Linked DNA regions of Homo sapiens: region 1 is linked to region 2. Evidence: chromatin contacts called from ENCODE Hi-C or POLR2A ChIA-PET data. All regions are on one chromosome and are shown on one strand. Each heading gives the region's core, a stretch centred on a gene start or an enhancer-like site at or near the end of the contact. The rest is flanking DNA. Distances are from core to core; before and after follow the strand shown.

The links. A loop is a pair of places that touch in the nucleus more often than their neighbours do. ChIA-PET counts read pairs that join two places held with the same protein, here RNA polymerase II (POLR2A). Pooled maps may share reads with other maps.
Region 1: a loop to region 2 is called in a pooled map, with 2.1 times the contacts of the local background. The contact joins two enhancer-like sites. A Hi-C loop is called at or near these places in 1 of 50 pooled maps. POLR2A ChIA-PET finds 5 or more read pairs at or near these places in 10 of 52 experiments (BJ, H1, HepG2 and 6 more).

The regions. Positions count from the first base shown.
Region 1 is chr17:4,850,491-4,856,115 of GRCh38, reverse strand. All of the region lies in intron 1 of MINK1 (misshapen like kinase 1), which reads right to left. Among named protein-coding and RNA genes, the nearest start is that of MINK1, 20 kb to the right of the region's middle. RefSeq lists an enhancer at 1,319-2,270. Within about 2 kb of position 3,440, at least 5 of the 41 ENCODE cell types and tissues checked have a DNase peak (open chromatin) inside an H3K27ac peak, as active enhancers do.
Region 2 is chr17:4,694,451-4,699,696 of GRCh38, reverse strand. All of the region lies in intron 1 of PELP1 (proline, glutamate and leucine rich protein 1), which reads left to right. Among named protein-coding and RNA genes, the nearest start is that of PELP1, 7.1 kb to the left of the region's middle. RefSeq lists enhancers at 1,175-1,344, 2,253-2,422, 3,052-3,121, 4,315-4,484. Within about 2 kb of position 3,161, at least 4 of the 41 ENCODE cell types and tissues checked have a DNase peak (open chromatin) inside an H3K27ac peak, as active enhancers do.

The sequences.
Region 1 (5,625 bases), core at 2,191-4,690, 160 kb before region 2:
CCTATGGCGAGAGAAGGAGAAGGGGTCACCAGCATCTCTCCACTGAGCAAATGAAAGGAAGAGAGAAGGCAGGCTGATACCCTCATCAATTTCCTACTGTCCATGATATACCACCATCAACTGGACTTTTTTTTTTTTTTTGAGATAGAGTCTCGCTTTTGTCACCCAGGCTGGAGTGCAGTGGCATGATCTCAGCTCACTGCAACTTCCATCTCCCAGGTTCAAGTGATTCTCCCGCCTCAGCCTCCTGAGTAGCTGGGATTACAGGTGCCTGCTACCACATCCAGCTGATTTTTTTTGTATTTTTAGTAGAGATGGGGTTTCTTTCTTTTTTTTTTTTTTTTTTGAGACGGAGTCTTGCTCTGTCGCCCAGGCTGGAGTGCAGTGGCGCGATCTCGGCTCACTGCAACCTCCGCCTCCCAGGTTCACGCCATTCTCCTGCCTCAGCCTCCCGAGTAGCTGGGACTACAGGCACCTGCCACCACACTCGGCTAATTTTTTGTATGTTTAGTAGATATGGGGTTTCACTGCTGTCTCAACCTTCTGACCTCATGATCCGCCCGCCTCGGCCTCCCAAAGTGCTGGGATTACAGGCATGAGCCACTGTGCCCGGCCTTTTTTTTTTTTTTTGAGATGGAGTCTCGCTCTGTCGCCCAGGCTGGAGTGCAATGCCACAATCTCAGCTCACTGCAAGCTCCACCTCCGAGGTTCACGCCATTCTCCTGCCTCAGCCTCCTGAGTAGCTGGGACTACAGGCGCCCGCCACCACGCCCAGCTAATTTTTTGTATTTTTAGTAGAGACGGGGTTTCACCTTGTTAGCCAGGATGGTCTTGATCTCCTGACCTCGTGATCCACCTGCCTCAGCCTCCCAAAGTGCTGGGATTACAGGTGTGAGCCACCATGCCTGGCCTTTTTTTTTTTTTTAAGACAGGAGTGTGGTGGCACAATCTCAGCTCACTGCAACCTCCCCTTCTAGGTTCAAGCAATTCTCCTGCCTCAGCTTCCTAAGTATAGTAATAGCTGGGACTATAGGCGCCCACCACCACGCCCGGCTAATCTTTTGTATTTTTAGTAGAGATGGGGTTTCACCATGTTGGCCAGGCTGGTCTCGAATTGCTGACCTCAAGTGATCTGCCCACCTGGGCCTCCCAAAGTGCTGGGACTATAGGCGGGAGCCACCGCGCCCAGCCTGGACTCTTTTTAATGAAGCCTTCAAAAAAACTCCTTTTCTCAGCGCTTCTTACTCTCTGAAACAGACTCTCCACTCTGCTAACCCTGCCTCTCACACTGTGGAACTCAACCGGATCTTTTTATTCTGAATCCACAACGTGAAGTACTTGTCCTCTGTCTATCGATGGCTACCTGTGTTTTGAAGTGTTTTTATGGGAATGAAGCACTGGAGGGGAGGAAATCAGGCCAGTTCTAGAAGTAGAAGGAAGGCGAAGAAACCAGGAAAAATATTTATGTGATGGGAGGAAAGGCAGTTTATAAATCACTCATGGATCTCTATGCCAGAGGGATGTGTGAGACACACGCATGCACACACACACTGACTTGCAGGTACATGCAGAGGCAGAAACAAGTCAGGACATGACACATACATGAATACACATACCATTCTCATCAGAAACCAGTCAGAGCAGAGGGGCCCTGCCTGGAGCAAGGAGACTGGAATTTATTCCCCTCCTCCTCTCAAAGGGTAATTTTGCTGCCTCCATGTCTAGGTTCCCCACAGATCTGGCTGCCTCAGACAGGGGCCCTGGTCTGGTGGCTGGACTCAGCCTGGAGGTCTTCACAGATGGAGGCCTATAAGAGGTGGCAGCTGACACCTGGAGGGAGCTGGATGAAAGCAGGCAGTGCAGAGTAGAGAAAGCCAGGTGGTGGGGGAGGGAGTGAGGGAGAAGAGGGGACCAGATTCAAGCAGCCTTGCGCTGGTTCTAAAATGGCCACAGCAAGGCAACGGACAGATGGTCCCTTTCTGATGCTGAGCCGGGGAAGTGGGGAAAGGGAAAAGGAAAAAATAAACACCATCACAGTCAGAAATTTAAAAATAAACTGAAAAACCTAAAAAATAAACCGTTTGCTTCTGAGGTTCCGTCTGCCTCCAGAACCTTCTAAGGGAAAATACAGAACTGCAGGCCTGGAAGGGCAGCCCCAGCCTCGGGTGTGAAGATAGTTGGAGGTCATTCTAGCCATCTCCTATCCCCAGCTGGAGTATCTTGCAAAGTCTTTCAGGCAGCGGAGGTGGTATCTCAGCCTTTACCTCCCCAGCACTTCTTCTCAAGTCTCACTGTAGGTAAGCGAGGCCATGGCTTTTCAAATGTCAGAGCCGTTTGATTCTGTCTCTCTCCCAAGAATCAGTTTCCGTCCGAGATCAGCAGAATCAAGTTCATCCTCTCACAGTTGCTGCCTCTCCTACCACCACCCAACTGCCCAGACTTTACAGTTCACAGGGTGCTTTCACAGTCATGACTGCATCTGCACTTAAACCTGCAGGGAAGCTTGGCAGGAATGACTAGCTCAGAGCACAGATGAGAAAGCCAGGGCTCTAACAAGTGAAATGTTTGTCAAGGTGAAGCAAGCGCTCAAACTTGCATAGCCTTCCGATGGCACACAGCAACAACCACACTCCCCCACCAACCACACTCTTCCCACCAACCACACTCCCCCCACCAACCACACTCCCCCTCAACCACACTCCACCAACCACACTCCCCCAACCACACTCTTCCCACCAACCACACTCCCCCCAACCACACTCTTCCCACCAACCACACTCCCCCACCAACCACACTCTTCCCACCAACCACACTCCCCCACCAACCACTCTACCTACCAACCACATTCCCCCCACCAACCACACTCTTCCCACCAACCACACTCCCTCACCAACCACACTCCCCCCACCAACCACACTCCCCCCACCAACCACACTCCCCCTCAACCACACTCCCCCACCAACCACACTCCCCCACCAACCACACTCCCCCCACCACACTCCCCCAACCACACTTCCCCCACCAACCACACTCCCCCCATCAACCACACTCCCCCCACCAACCACACTCCCCCTCAACCACACTCTCCCCACCAACCACACTCCCCCCACCAACCACACTCCCCCATCAATCACACTCCTCCACCAACCACACTCCCCACCAACCACACTCCCCCTCAACCACACTCCCCCCAACAACCACACTCCCCCACCAACCACACTCCCCCACAAATCACACTCCCCCACCAACCACACTCCCCCACCAACCACACTCCCCCACCAACCACACTCCCCCACAAACCACACTCCCCCACCAAACACACTCCACCCATCAACCACACTCCCCCACAAATCACACCCCCCCCACCCAGTAGATTCTGTCTCCCTCTGTGGGCCAAACAGGTTCTTCCTCAGGCTCACATATGACTGCTGTACAGCTGAATATCCCAGCTATGGTTTACCTGGAGCCTTGCCAATTCTCATGCTGGTGCCTTTTGGTTCTTGCTGGTGTGGGGATGAGGCAGAGGGGCAGGAACACTGCACTAACTAGTGGCTTTCTCTCTGTTCCTTCTCACTCCTGGGTCTCCACATGCTGTTCATCACTCTCCTCCTCTTTACCTGGATGCCTCGTGCCTGTGCCTCCCGACCTCCACTGAGACAATGTCACCTCCAGGAAGTGCCCCTCACAATCCTCTCCTCCCACAATACCCTGTACTGACTCTTTCGTGACACCAATTACATTTTTGTGATTGATTCTCTTATCTGTCTCCTCTGCTAGACTAAGTTCTTGGAGGTCAGGGCTGCCCTCAATACCTGTCTGTGGAATGAATGAATACAGAAATAAAAGAAAAACCTCCCTCCTTCCTTAATGCAGCAGTTATCTAGAAAAACCTCCCTCCTTCCTTAATGCAGCAGTTTCTCACACTAGTTTTGGATTATCTCCATCCTTCCAAAATAATCCTTGAATATTCACTTAAGTGGAATGCATTAGAGCAGCTACTAAAAGTGAATCTCCTTTTTGTCATATGAATCAGCACCTCATAATTTATATGCTTGGTAAATGTTTTACCAGAGAGTGGACTTTCTTAGTTTTTTTTTTTTTTTTTTTTTTTTTTTTGAGACAGAGTCTCACTCTGTTGCCCAGGCTGGAGTGCAGTGGGGTGATCTCAGCTCACCGCATCCTCTGCCTCCCCGATTCAAGTGATTCTCCTGTCCCAGCCTCCCAAGTAGTTGGGATTACAGGCACAAGCCACCACACCCGGCTAATTTTTGTATTTTTAGTAGAGACAGGGTTTACCTTGTTGGTCAGGCTGGTCTTGAACTCCTGACCTCAGGTGATCCACCCACCTTGGCCTCCTAAAGTGCTGGGATTACAGGCGTGAGCCACCACGCACGGCCCGAGAGTGGACTTTCTTAAGGCAGGGAATTCCTACGTGGTTGGCAAAAACCACACGGGAACACTAATAATGGCCCAAAGAGGTCGGGAGACAATGGGGCCAGGAGAGATGAAGGGAAGGCTTCTCGGAGGAGAAAAGAGCTCAGCGCAGTGGAAAGGAGAAGGAAACGGGCAGAGGCTGGGCTGGGTGAGAAGGGCCAAAGAAGTCCCCATCGCAGGGGGGCAGACAGCGAGCAGGAAGGCTCTAAGATGGAAGAGGGTAACTCAGGGGTAGGCTTTCTTAGCTGAGGACAACAGCAAGACAGGAGTGTGGTGAAATGGAATGATGGTGCTTAGTGTTTACTGCACTAAGAATCAGAAGGCCTGGGCACTGGTTCTGACTCTTCTGTATAATTTAGGCAAATCCGCAAATCACTTAACCTCTTGGAGGTTCTTTTCCTTATCTACCCAGGCCCATTTCACAAGAATTCACCGATGTGGAAACATTTTAAAATCCATAAAATGCTACAAATTTGCATAGAGTCATTATGAAGAAACTGGCTCCCACAAAGCAAGGCAAAACTGTGGCAAAAAGTGATTTACCAAAACTGTTGGCGTTACTGGGATTTAGGGTGAAGTGTGGCAGTTCAGGAGAGAAGAAACAAGATAAAAAGTAGAATTGAGAGGAAGGCAGGTGAGACAGAAGGGAGGAAAACCAGATCTGTGGCCTCGGAGGCAGGCTGACAGGGGCAGGGAGGAGGGCCAGTCCCTGGGAAGCAGACACCAGAGAGAGCAAGGAAGGGCACAGCATGGCAGTGGGAGGGGGCAGAAAGGAGATGCCAGGCCCGTTCAGGCTGGCAGATACCAAGCTAACGGAGGAGGACAACACTAGTAATGAGGGGTTGGATAATAATAAGGCTTCTTGCTGCTGGTTTTCAATTGCAGCACAAACAGATCATTATATCTTATTGCCAGCCTCCTTCTGTGGGAGTCAGGTGTCCACAAACCCAAGGAAGAGACTAGAGAAGCTTCATGACCAAGAAAACTTGTGACCTGTACCCATATGATTTCGAATTCCAGAAGACCAATGACAGGCCATGAGAGAAAACTTAGGAAGGAAAGCTCTGAAGGACAAGGGGACAGGAAAAGAGATCCTGGAAGGAGAGGGAGAGGGTGTGAAGCTGAGTCAGCTGTAGGAAGAACAGGTAGAGGGCGGGGGGGGCCAGCAGGAAGGGGAGGAAGGACTGTCTG
Region 2 (5,246 bases), core at 1,912-4,411:
GAGAATTGCTTGAGCCTGGGAGGCAGACATTGCAGTGAGCCGAGATTGCGCCTGCGAACTCTGGCCTGGGCAACAGAGGGAGACTTTGTCTCAAAAAACAAACAAATCACCCTCTAGCTACTGCCTCATTTGCCATTTGTGTACTTCCTTTTATGGCAAAAACTCCTTGAAAGTGTTATCTGTACTTTTTGTCTCTCCTTCTTCTTCTTTTAGCGTTACTTTGAAATAACTGAAAATTTACAGAAAAGTTGGAACAATATTTGAAAGAATTTCAATATATACCCTTCTCCTAGATTCTCCATTTTTTTTTTCTTTTTGAGATGGAGTCTTGCTTTGTTGCCCAGGCTGGAGTGCAGTGGTGCGATTTTGGCTCACTGCAAGCTCTGCCTCCCGGGTTCACGTCATTCTCCTGTCTCAGCCTCCCAAAGTAGCTGGGACTACAGTTGCCCACCACCATGCCCGGCTATTTTTTTGTATTTTTAGTGGAGACGGGGTTTCACCGTGTTAGCCAGGACGGTCTCAATCTCCTGACCTCGTGATCCGCCCGCCTCGGCACTCGAAGTGCTGGGATTACAGGCCTGAGCCACCGCACCTGGCTGGATTCTTCAGTTTTTAAATGCATATTTATGTTATTCTGATAATGACAGATCTCCTAAACTATCATTCTGAGAATAACATAAATGCACATTTGAAAACTGGAGAATTCTGGGTGAAGAGGATACAGGAATTCTTTCAGATATTTTTTCTGGGTCCATTTAGGAGTAAGTTGCAGATATGTCCTTTTACTTTGACATATTTTAGTGTGTATTTCCTTAAAAACAAGGACATTCTCTTACATAATCATACTCTATCATCATGATCAGAGAATTAATATTGGTACAATAAATTATTTAACCTACAGATCTTTTTTAAGTTTTGCCATCAGTTCTCCTAAAGGCATCCATTATAACAACAACAACAACAACAACATTTCTAGTCCAGGATTTAATGCAGGATCACATGTTGCATTTAGTTGTTTTTTTTGTTGTTGTTTGTTTTGCCTTGTTTTTTTTTTTTTGAGACAATCTCAGTCTGTTGCCTAGGCTGGAGTGCCGTGGCATGATCTTGGCTCACTGGAACCTCCGCCCCCTGGGTTTAAGCGATTCTCCTGCCTCAGCCTCCCAAGTAGCTGGGATTACAAGCGCCTGCTACCATGCCTGGCTAATTTTTTTTCTTTTTTTTTTTTTAGTAGCGATGGGGTTTCGCCATGTTGGCCAGGCTGGTCTCGAACTCCTGACCTCAGATCATCCACCCGCGTTGTCCTCCCGAAGTGCTGGCGTGAGCCACCGCGCCCAGCTTGCTTTTAGTTATAATGTCTCTTTAGTATTCTTTAATCTGAAATAGTTCTTCAGCCTTTGTCTTATGATCTTGATATTTTTAAAGAGTACAGAATAGTTATTTCGTAGGATGCCCCTCAGGTTAGGATCTAATCATGAGGAAACAGCAGACAAATTAAACTGGAGATTTGTGCGTTTTCAGCAAGAATACTGCAGAAGTCGTCCAGGTGCAGTGGCTCATGCCTGTTATCCCAGCATGAGATTCAGAGGCTTAGTGGGAGGCCGAAGTGGGAGGATCACTGAGTGCAGGAGTTCAAGACTAGCTTGGGCAACATGGCAAGACCCTATCTCTACAAAAAAAAAAAAAAAAAACCTTGCAGAAATGATGTGTCATTCTTGGTGCATCACATCAGGAGCACGTATTCTAGGTTAAGCAGGTCTCTGCCAGATTTCTTCACTGTTATAAAGGTATGATTTTTTTTTTTTCCATTTGTAGTTAAGTGTCTTGGGGGGAGATAATGTGAATGTCTTAGGTCTTGTCAACCTTTCACCCACTCATTTTAACATCTATTAAAGGTTCTTCCCTGAATGAATTATTACTATGATGGTTGTTCCGTTGAACTCATTACATTCAGGCTTTTAGCCTAAATGCTGCCGAAACAACCCTTTGCTGGGTGAAATGGTAACTCTTGAAGATCACTGGTGTCCATCAAGACATTAAGTTCAAAGGTCAATTTGGGTCATCATATTTGACTTATCGCTACCATTTGATACAGTTAATTATACTTTCCTATTTAAAAAACTGTCTTCACTTGACTTCTGGGATATCTCTCCCCTGTCTTTTTGTTTTTGTTTGTTTGTTTCATTGAGACAGGGTCTCGCTGTGTTGCCCAGGCTGGAGTGCAGTGGCGCGATCATAGCTTACTGCATCCTTGATCTTCCAGGCTGAGGCAGTCCGCCCTGCTCAGCCTTCTGGGTAGCTGGGACCACAGGTGTGTGCCCCCACACCCAGCTAATCTGTTTGATTTTTAGTAGAAACAAGGTCTCGCTATGTTGCTGAGGCTGGTCTTGAACTCTTGAGCTCAAGCAGTCTTCCCACTTTAGCCTCCTAAAGTACTGGGATTATAGGCGTTAGTCACCCTCCCAGCCCCTCTCCTCTCCTCTCGATTCTCCTGTTATCACACTGGTTACTCCTTTCCAGTAAAGACTGATCCCTCCTCACCTCTGTGACCTCTGAAGGTTTGAGTGCCTACAACCCAGGCCTTGCACTGTTTCTCTTCTCTTTACTCTTATTCCCTTGGTGAACTGATCCAGTCTCAAGGCCCACACCTCTTGAGTTTACATCTCCAGCCAGAAGTTCTCTTCACACTTGTCTAGCCGGTGCCTATTTGGCATCTCCGTTTTCATGTTAAATACACATCACAGATTGAACAGATCTGAAACTGAGCTCCCTATTGTCACCCCAAAACCTGCTCCTCCTGCATTAGTTCCCTTCTCGGTGAATGGCAGCTTCATCTTTCTAGTTGTTCAGCAAAAAACCTTGGCATTATCTTGGACCCTTCTTTTTATTTTCCACCCATATCCAGTTTGACGGCACATCCCGTTGGCTCTACCTTCACAGTACTTCCTGATTTTGACTGCTTTGTATCGCCACAGTTACCACATTCTTCAAGCTGCATCATCATTTGTCTGGAATATTACAGTAACCTTCTACCTCATCTGTTTGCTTCTGCCTTCTCAACAAGACAACACAAATGCTGTTGATTAAAAACAAAGCAAAACAAAAAGCAAACCAGAAGTCAGATATTGTCACTCCTGTGCGCAATTTCTCTCTCCCCCTCGTGGCTTTTATCTTACTCAGGGTGAAAGTCGGTAATCACCTATATGTCTCTGCACAGTCTGGTCCCACTCCCTTAACCTTCATCATTGGTTACTCCTCTCCACCTTGCTCACTTTTCTCCATCAACAATTTGTCTCCTTGTTGTTCTTTGGAAATAACGAAGTATGCTCTCATCTCATAGTCTTCGCTCTTTTTATTTTTCTTTTTTGAGACAGGATGTTGCTTTGCTGTTCAGGCTGGAGTGTAGTGGTGGCGATCATGGCTCACTGCAGTCTTGACCTCCCGGGGTCAAGCAGCCCTCCCACCTTAGCCTCCCAAGTAGCTGTGACCACAGGTGCCCTCCACCATGTTCGGCTAATTTTTAAAAATTCTTTGTGGAGAATGGGGGTCTCCCTCGGTTGCACAGGCTGATCTTGACCTCCTGGGCTCAAGCCATCCTCCTGCCTTGGCCTCCCAGTGTTGGGATTACAGTCATGAGCCCCTTGCCCAGCCTGTTTTTTTTTTTTTTCTTTTCCTGGAACACTCTTTTTTTTATGGTTATCAGTATGCCTTTTTATAAAAACAGCTTTACTGCGGGGGTTCATGGTGGTTCACTCCTGTAATCCCAGCACTTTCGGAGGCCAAGGTGGGCGGATCACCTGAGGTCAGGAGTTGGAGACCAGCCTGACCAATATGGTGAAACCACACCACCACGTCTGGCTAATTTTTGTATTTTTAGTAGATTTTTAGATGTTTAGTTTCGCCACGTTGGCAAGGCTGTTCTCAAACTCCTAACCTCAAATGATCTGCCCACCTTGGCCTCCCCAAGTGCTGGGATTACAGGCGTGAATCACTGCCCCCTGCCAGATTTTTTTTTTTTTTTTTTTTTTTTTTAAGAGAGAGGGTCTCACTCTTTTGCCCAGGCTGGAGTATAGTAGTGTGTTCATAGCTCACTGCAGCCTTGAACGCCTGGATTCAAGCGATCCTTCTGCCTCAGCCTCCCGAGTAGCTGGGACTGCAGGTGCATGCCATTGCACCTGGCTAATTTTTAAAAATTTTTGTAGAGATGGTGTCTCTCTGTGTTGCCCAGGCTGGTATGGAACTCCTGGCCTCAAGTGATTCGCCTGCCTTGGTTTCCCAGAATTTTGGGATTATAGGCCACCGTGCCTGGCCAAAACAGCTTTATTGAGAAATAATTCACAAACCATACAATTTAGCCATTTTATTTATTTATTTTTTCCAGACGGAGTCTCACTCTGTTGCCGAGGCTGGAGTGCAGTGGCGTGATCTCGGCTCACTGCGACCTCTGCCTCCCGGGTTCAAGCGATTCTCCTGCCTCAGCCTCCCTAGTAGTTGGGATTACGGGCGCCCGCCACCATGTCCGGCTAATTTTTGTATTTTTCAGTAGAGACGGGTTTTCATCATGTTGGCCAGGCTGGTCTCAAACTCCTGACCTCGTGATCCACCCGCTTCGGCTGCCCAAAGTGCTGGAATTACAGGCATGAGCCACGGTGCCTGGCCTTTTATTTTTTTCGAAATGGAGTCTCACATTGTCACCCAGGCTGGAGTACAGTGGTGCAATCTTGGCAAACTGCAATTTCTGCATCCTGGGTTCAAGCGATTCTCCCGGGTTCAAGCGATTCTCCCGGGTTCAAGCGATTCTCTCAGGTTCAAGCGATTCTCCTTCCTTAGCCTCCCGAGTAGCTGGGATTACAGGCGCCCACCACCACGCCTGGCTAATTTTTGTATTTTTAGTAGAGCCGGGGTTTCACCATGTTGGCCAGGCTGGTCTTGAACTCCTGACCTCATGATCCACCTGCCTCGGCCCCCCAAAGTGCTGGCATTACAGGCGTAAGCCACCGCGCCCGGCCCATTTTATTTTTATTTTATTTTATTTTTTTTGAGGTGGAGTCTCATTCTGTCACCCAGGCTGGAGTGCAGTGTCACGATCTTGGCTCATTGCGACCTCCGCCTCCCGTTCTCAAGCGGTTCTCCTGCCTCAGCCTTTGGAGTAGCTGGGATTACAGGCGCCTGCCACCACGCCTGGCTGATTTTTTTTTTTTTGTATTTTTGGTAGAGATGGCGTTTCACCATGTTGGCCAGGCTGGTCT